2 separate regions of the Mus musculus genome follow, and region 1 is linked to region 2. The links are chromatin loops, found by intact Hi-C in ENCODE. Cell type or tissue: gastrocnemius. All regions are shown on one strand. Links, peaks and the distances in the headings refer to the core of each region. The heading gives the core; the rest is flanking DNA.

Region 1 (2,927 bases), core at 112-2,611, 130 kb after region 2:
CCTTCTGCTTAGTGACCAAGTAGCACATATACAAGTATGTATGGATATTTAAAAAACTTAATTGAAATTGTGTCTCCTTTATTCATCTCATTTTCTTGCCTGATTTACTATATTCTCACCATAGTGTACATGTTGTCTAGAGACTCTGGTTTTGATGTCTAAATTGGTAACATTTTTCCCTTGTCACTTTCCAATAGACCGGCGTCAGAATATTCTAGTCCTGGCAGACCCCTCAGCTGCTTTGTGGATGAGAATACTCCAATTACTGGAACAAATGGTGCAACGTGTGGACATTCTTCAGACCCCAGACTAGCAGAGAGAAGAGTCAGGTCCCAGCGACATAGAAATTACATGAGCAGGACACACTTACACACTCCTCCAGACCTACCGGAAGGCTATGGTACGGTAACAGCAAAGGGAACACTCACCTTGCTTTAAGAACATCAGAGACCTAACTGTTTGGGTTTGTTTATTTGAGACAGGGTTTCTCTGTGTCACCTTGGCTCTCCTGGAGCTCTCTCTGTAGACCAGGTTGACCTCCAACTCAGAGATCTACCTGTTGCTGCCTTCTGAGTGCTGGGATTAAAGGTGTGAGCCTCCACTACCACTCAGCCAGAGAACTAACTTTTAAAAAAATTGTTATTGTTGTCTGTTTTGAGATGGGGTCTCATACAGCCCAGACTTACAGTGTAGGCAGACAGCCCTTGAACTCCTGAGTTCCTTTCTCTGCCCACTCATCACATACTGGGGTTATAAGTGTATACCACCACACTGTGCTTTAAAATGATAACGTCTGAAAGTTAATTAGGCCTGAGGATGCTAACACCATCAAGGCCTGTGTTCATCTGTGGAATGGTCATAGGAGAGACATACTACACTAGACAGTAGAGGGGTGCTAATCAGGGATTAGGAATTCTCTGTGAAAGTAAATCTCCAATTTTAAAAAGTCTGTAATGATTAGAAGTCTGTGTAACAGTTTGGCCATAATCACTTATGAACCTTAGCTTGTATGTTCCTTTATAATAAAATGTGATGGATGTGAATCACTTGGTTATTATAGGAAGCTTATGAAATGAAATGAGACTACTTTGCAAGCAGACACTATGCAAAGATATAGCAATGCTATTGTACAGGCTCATCTTTACTTTAGACTTCTAGTGAGACTTTGGAGACAGATACTGACTTCCTTTTCTGCCTAATACTATAGATGTTGTGATAGTGACGCCTAATGACCAAAATTGGGAATTACATTTTCTAAGTAATTTATTTTTACTGTAGAATTTATATAAAAACTATTTTACAAACAAATAATTATAGTTTTATTTTAAAATAAATTTTAGCATCTTATTCTGAAAAAAGTCTCATCTCACTCCTATATCCTATCATTTGACTTGCGTTGCAATGAGTGGTTCCAGCATGGGAAACAGACCTGGCTTTGCCTGATACCAATCGTATTATTTAACCCTGAGAGCCTAGGTTTCTTCAGTAAAATGAGAGGAGTAATAGTAACCATGTTGGTTTGTTGCAAGAAATGACAGAATCTCCAGTGAATGAAGTGTCTATGTTTGACATAAAAAGCAAGTTAGGGGGGGCTGGTGAGATGGCTCAGGGGGTAAGAGCACCCGACTGCTCTTCCAAAGGTCTGAAGTTCAAATCCCAGCAACCACATGGTGGCTCACAACCACCTGTAACAGAGATCTGATGCCTTCTTCTGGTGCGTCTGAAGACAGCTACAGTGTACTTACATATAATAAATAAATAAATCTTTAAAAAAAAAAGCAAGTTAGGAAAATATATCTGTTGTTACATTTATATTTTGGAGATAATTCTTATGGAGTTTATCAGCCAGGTTATTTGGAGTAAAGGTGAACTTTATTTTTACAGTGTATGTGATTTGAGTTCAGATATTCTTTTGTAAGAATAAAATGGAATAATAAAATAAAATAAGTAAAATAAAGTAGTTACCAAGGCTGAAATTATTGTAGCTGTTGTCAGTTTTGGGTTTTTTCTTAGTGTTTGGGATTGAAGGCAGGCAAATTAGTCAGTGAGTTTCTTCTGGTCCTCAAAGCTGTACTTAGGTGGGAGTTGTTCATTGACTTCCTTGCAGACTTCCTTCTTAGACACAGTGTGCTTTATTATCTCATACATTGGCATTTCCACTGTATTTTGTTAAAATGAGTTTCCATGCAGAAGACAACAACTGAAACGTAACAGTTGAAGAAGCTCCTTACTGTCTTCCCATGGCTTCTCTACACCTTCCAGGCTTGGAGCTCATATACTTTTTTCTCCCCACAGTGCACGGATTTCCATTGTGCTTTTAAAATGAGTTTTATGACTATGTGCTGTGTTTTGTTGACTTTAGAGTCTCTATTTTATACCCTAGATGGCCTGGAGTTTTCATAGGTAGCCCAGGGTAGACTTGGACTTGTTGTCACTGCCTCTGCCTCCTGCATGCTGAGATTGCAGGTTTGTGACACCTTGCTTGCAGTCCAGGAAGAATCTTGAAATATCTTTGTTAACAAAAGAGAAATCACAAATTTGCGTATAAAATTGCCATCATAAAAAAAAATCATTAGTCTAAAAGTGTTTTAAAATTTTTAAAAAGCTCTGTTAAAGCAATTTTTAAAGTGGCTAGCCTCTTCCTCTGAGTTGTCTTCTCGCTTTTGGGATAATGGCTGTACCTCATCACCATTTATAAAGTTGTTTCCAGAGAATGAACAAATGATTTATTTTGAGACAGGTCTCACTAAGTAGCCCTGATTGGCTTAGAACTCACTATGTAAACCAGGCTTGCCTCAAAACTCAGAAAACTCAGAGATCGGCTTGCCTCTGTCTTCTGAGTATTGGGATTTATCATACCTGTCTGAATATATAATTTCTGAAGCCTTTTTTTTGGGGGGGGGGGGTAAGAAAATAAACTGAGATTG
Region 2 (2,927 bases), core at 138-2,637:
AGTCATCCTTTTTATGTGGAATTTGTTTGTTTGTTTTGAGGCCGGGTTTCTCATTGTAGTCTTGATTGGCCTGGAACTCACTCTGTAGACCAGGCTGGGCTCGAACTCAAGAGATCCAATTTGAGTACTGGGATTAAAGGCATTCACCACCACCACCATTTGGAGGGATTGTTATTTTTAAGAACGTGGATGTGAGAATCCTGGTATCTTAGACTTCCATTGTATTCTGGGCTTCCTAAGAAACCTTACAAATCTAAGTTAATTAAGCCTGGTAAGTCCTCTCTGTCATTATTGAAAGGTAGCCAGCTCTGAGATAGACTGGTTACCCTGGACAACAAATAGTGGCCAGATGGGAAGCCAGAGGCCCAAAGCAATGGCAAGGAAGAATGGAGTTAGGCAATGAGTAATTAATTGCCTCCCTCCTTTGCTTCAGCCTGCAGCAGGCCTCAAATGACTGCCATTTCTAACTGGGTCATTGAAACATTAGAGCAAACTTTCAGGTAATGGCTTAAGGGAAAAAAAAAAAAACAGAAAAAAAAAAAGCCTAAGATTCTAGTCTATTTAAATTGTTGGTTCTAAAGGCAGATTTTGAAATTCCCCTTCCCTCAGGGGGCATGTCACAGTGTGGAGACAGTTTTGGTTGTCACATGTGAGACAGGGCTATTTTACTGCCTCTGAACGTCCATAATGCATACAATAGGCCTCAGTAAAGACACATCCATGCTTAGGAATGTCAACAGCTTGGAGGTTACAAGCCCTGTGTTACTGTTGTTGTTACAAACTCTGTGTTACAGTTGTTGTTGTTACAAACCCTGTGTTACTGTTGTTGTTGTTGTTACAAACTCTGTGTTACTGTTGTTGTTACAAACTCTGTGTTACTGTTGTTGTTACAAACCCTGTGTTACTGTTGTTGTTGTTACAAACTCTGTGTTACTGTTGTTGTTGTTACAAACCCTGTGTTACTGTTGTTGTTGTTACAAACTCTGTGTTACTGTTGTTGTTGTTACAAACTCTGTGTTACTGTTGTTGTTGTTACAAACTCTGTGTTACTGTTGTTATTGTTACAAACTCTGTGTTACTGTTGTTGTTACAAACCCTGTGTTACTGTTGTTGTTACAAACTCTGTGTTACTGTTGTTGTTGTTACAAACTCTGTGTTACTGTTGTTGTTGTTACAAACCCTGTGTTGCTGTTGTTCACTAATGAGAGTAAATCCTCCCTCTGTAATCAGGCTTTGCCAGGACATCACAGTAATCCTCCCTCCTTAGCTTCCCAAGTGCTGGGGTTACAGGTGTGGGTCCTCACATGCGGATGAGACCCTGGCTTAAAGATTCAGGAGACAGCATGCCTTTTATCCCAGCACTTGGGAGACAGAGGCAGGTGGATTTCTAAGTTCGAGGCTAGTCTGGTCTACAAAAGTGAGTGCCAGGACAGCCAGGGCTACACAGAGAAACCCTGTCTTGAAAAACCAAAAAAAAAAAAAAAAAAAAAAAGATTCAGGAGACAGCTTCCAGGTACCCCAGGCTAAGCTGGAATCAGCCACCAGGGAAACACCCTGGGATTGGTTTATTTATTTACTTATGCATTTTATCTATTTTGAGGCAGGGTCTGATAAACCAGGTTGGCTGTGCATACTCAGCCTAAGGAAAGGTTTAAAAGCCTGGAAGGCTCCTTGCAACTAGAAAGATAACCACAGGGAGGCAGTAGAGTTTAGGGCGTTAGAACCTTGCTCTTGAATTCCATTTGCGTTGCCATCCAGGCTGGACGCCTCCAGACCGCTGTGTGGCCTTCAGCAAGTTGTTTAACTGCTCTGTGCGGCACAGCTCCCCAAGGTAGAGATGAAACTGCTATCGACTTCCTAAATGAAATTATGAGTGATGCCAGCTCTCGATTAGTTTTAGGGTTAAAAATTAAAAGCGAGTAGGGCAGGACACAACTTGGTTTTGGATTCACTCCGTAGCTGAGGATAACACTGGATTCTTGACTTTTGTGCCTCCACCTCCAAAGTACTGGAATTGCAGTGTAAATGCTGAATAGCTCCCCCAACAAATCCATTCCTATTAGATTAAGTTCACTGCAGTGCAGGTATCTCAGTGTGTGTGTGTGTGTGTGGGGGGTGTCTATGTCCAAAGGCTTTTGAGGGGAGGTTTCTCAGGAATTTGGTCCAGAGCACAGAAGTCACTGTTCCCATGGGGCCCAAGTTGCCTTTCTCCAGATTGTAAGCTGGCCTTGAACTCACAGAGATCCTCCCATCTCTGCCCCTGGATGGTGGAATTCAGGTGTGTACCACCACTCTTGGCAAATAGATGAAACTTATATTTATTTAATGTACTGTACAATGTTGAGGGTTTACCTGCATGTATGTGTGCATGTACGTATGTATGTATGCATGTGTGTATGTGGCTATGTACATATACTGTACCCAGTGTCTACAGAGGCCAGAAGAGGGAGGGCACTGGATCTCTCTTGAACTGAACTCACAGATGCTTGTGAACCACCATAGTGTGCTGGCTTTGCTCAGTTTGCCCGCAGGAGTCCCTGTGGGGTTTCCTTTTAAAGAGTTATCTTGAAAATCATGTCTGTGTCTGTGTGTAAGTATGTACACGTGTGTTCAGGGACCTGAGGAGGCCAGAGGCACCAGATCAGATGGAGTTACAGTGCCCCATGCGGCTGTAGGGAACCTGACTCAGGTCTGCAGGGAGAACGCTAAGTACCTCAACCAAGGCATCTCTCCAACTGCTATCTTTTTGCTTCATATAGGTAAGTGCATCTCTTGTCTAACAGCATGAATAACCTCAATTTTAAGGAGCCGTGTGCTTTCTGTGGTTCGGGACCTACTTATAGCCTGCAGAAGTGGCCATGCACTGCAATTTTCCAGACACATTTGCCCTTTGTAGTCCTGTTCCCAGCAGGTGCCAAGGTGGCAGA

Evidence for each region. Peaks named below come from ENCODE experiments on the same cell type or tissue, not always from the same donor. Only the 100,000 strongest peaks of a DNase experiment are listed, where the experiment ranks them.
Region 1: it touches region 2 in a loop (4-fold over the local background); 34 of 42 quality-filtered maps call a loop at or near these places.

Annotation. Positions count from the first base shown.
Region 1 is chr11:106,849,920-106,852,846 of GRCm38, reverse strand. Smurf2 (SMAD specific E3 ubiquitin protein ligase 2) reads left to right here. Exons shown (of 19, transcript NM_025481.3): 8 at 198-400. Among named protein-coding and RNA genes, the nearest start is that of Cep95, 62 kb to the right of the region's middle. In gastrocnemius, for the core only: a CTCF peak has its summit at 1,228; no DNase peak of the experiment used is centred there.
Region 2 is chr11:106,979,418-106,982,344 of GRCm38, reverse strand. No RefSeq gene overlaps it. Among named protein-coding and RNA genes, the nearest start is that of Gm39424, 19 kb to the left of the region's middle. In gastrocnemius, for the core only: a CTCF peak has its summit at 1,684; DNase peaks (open chromatin) are centred at 368 and 1,729; H3K27ac peaks cover 796 bases.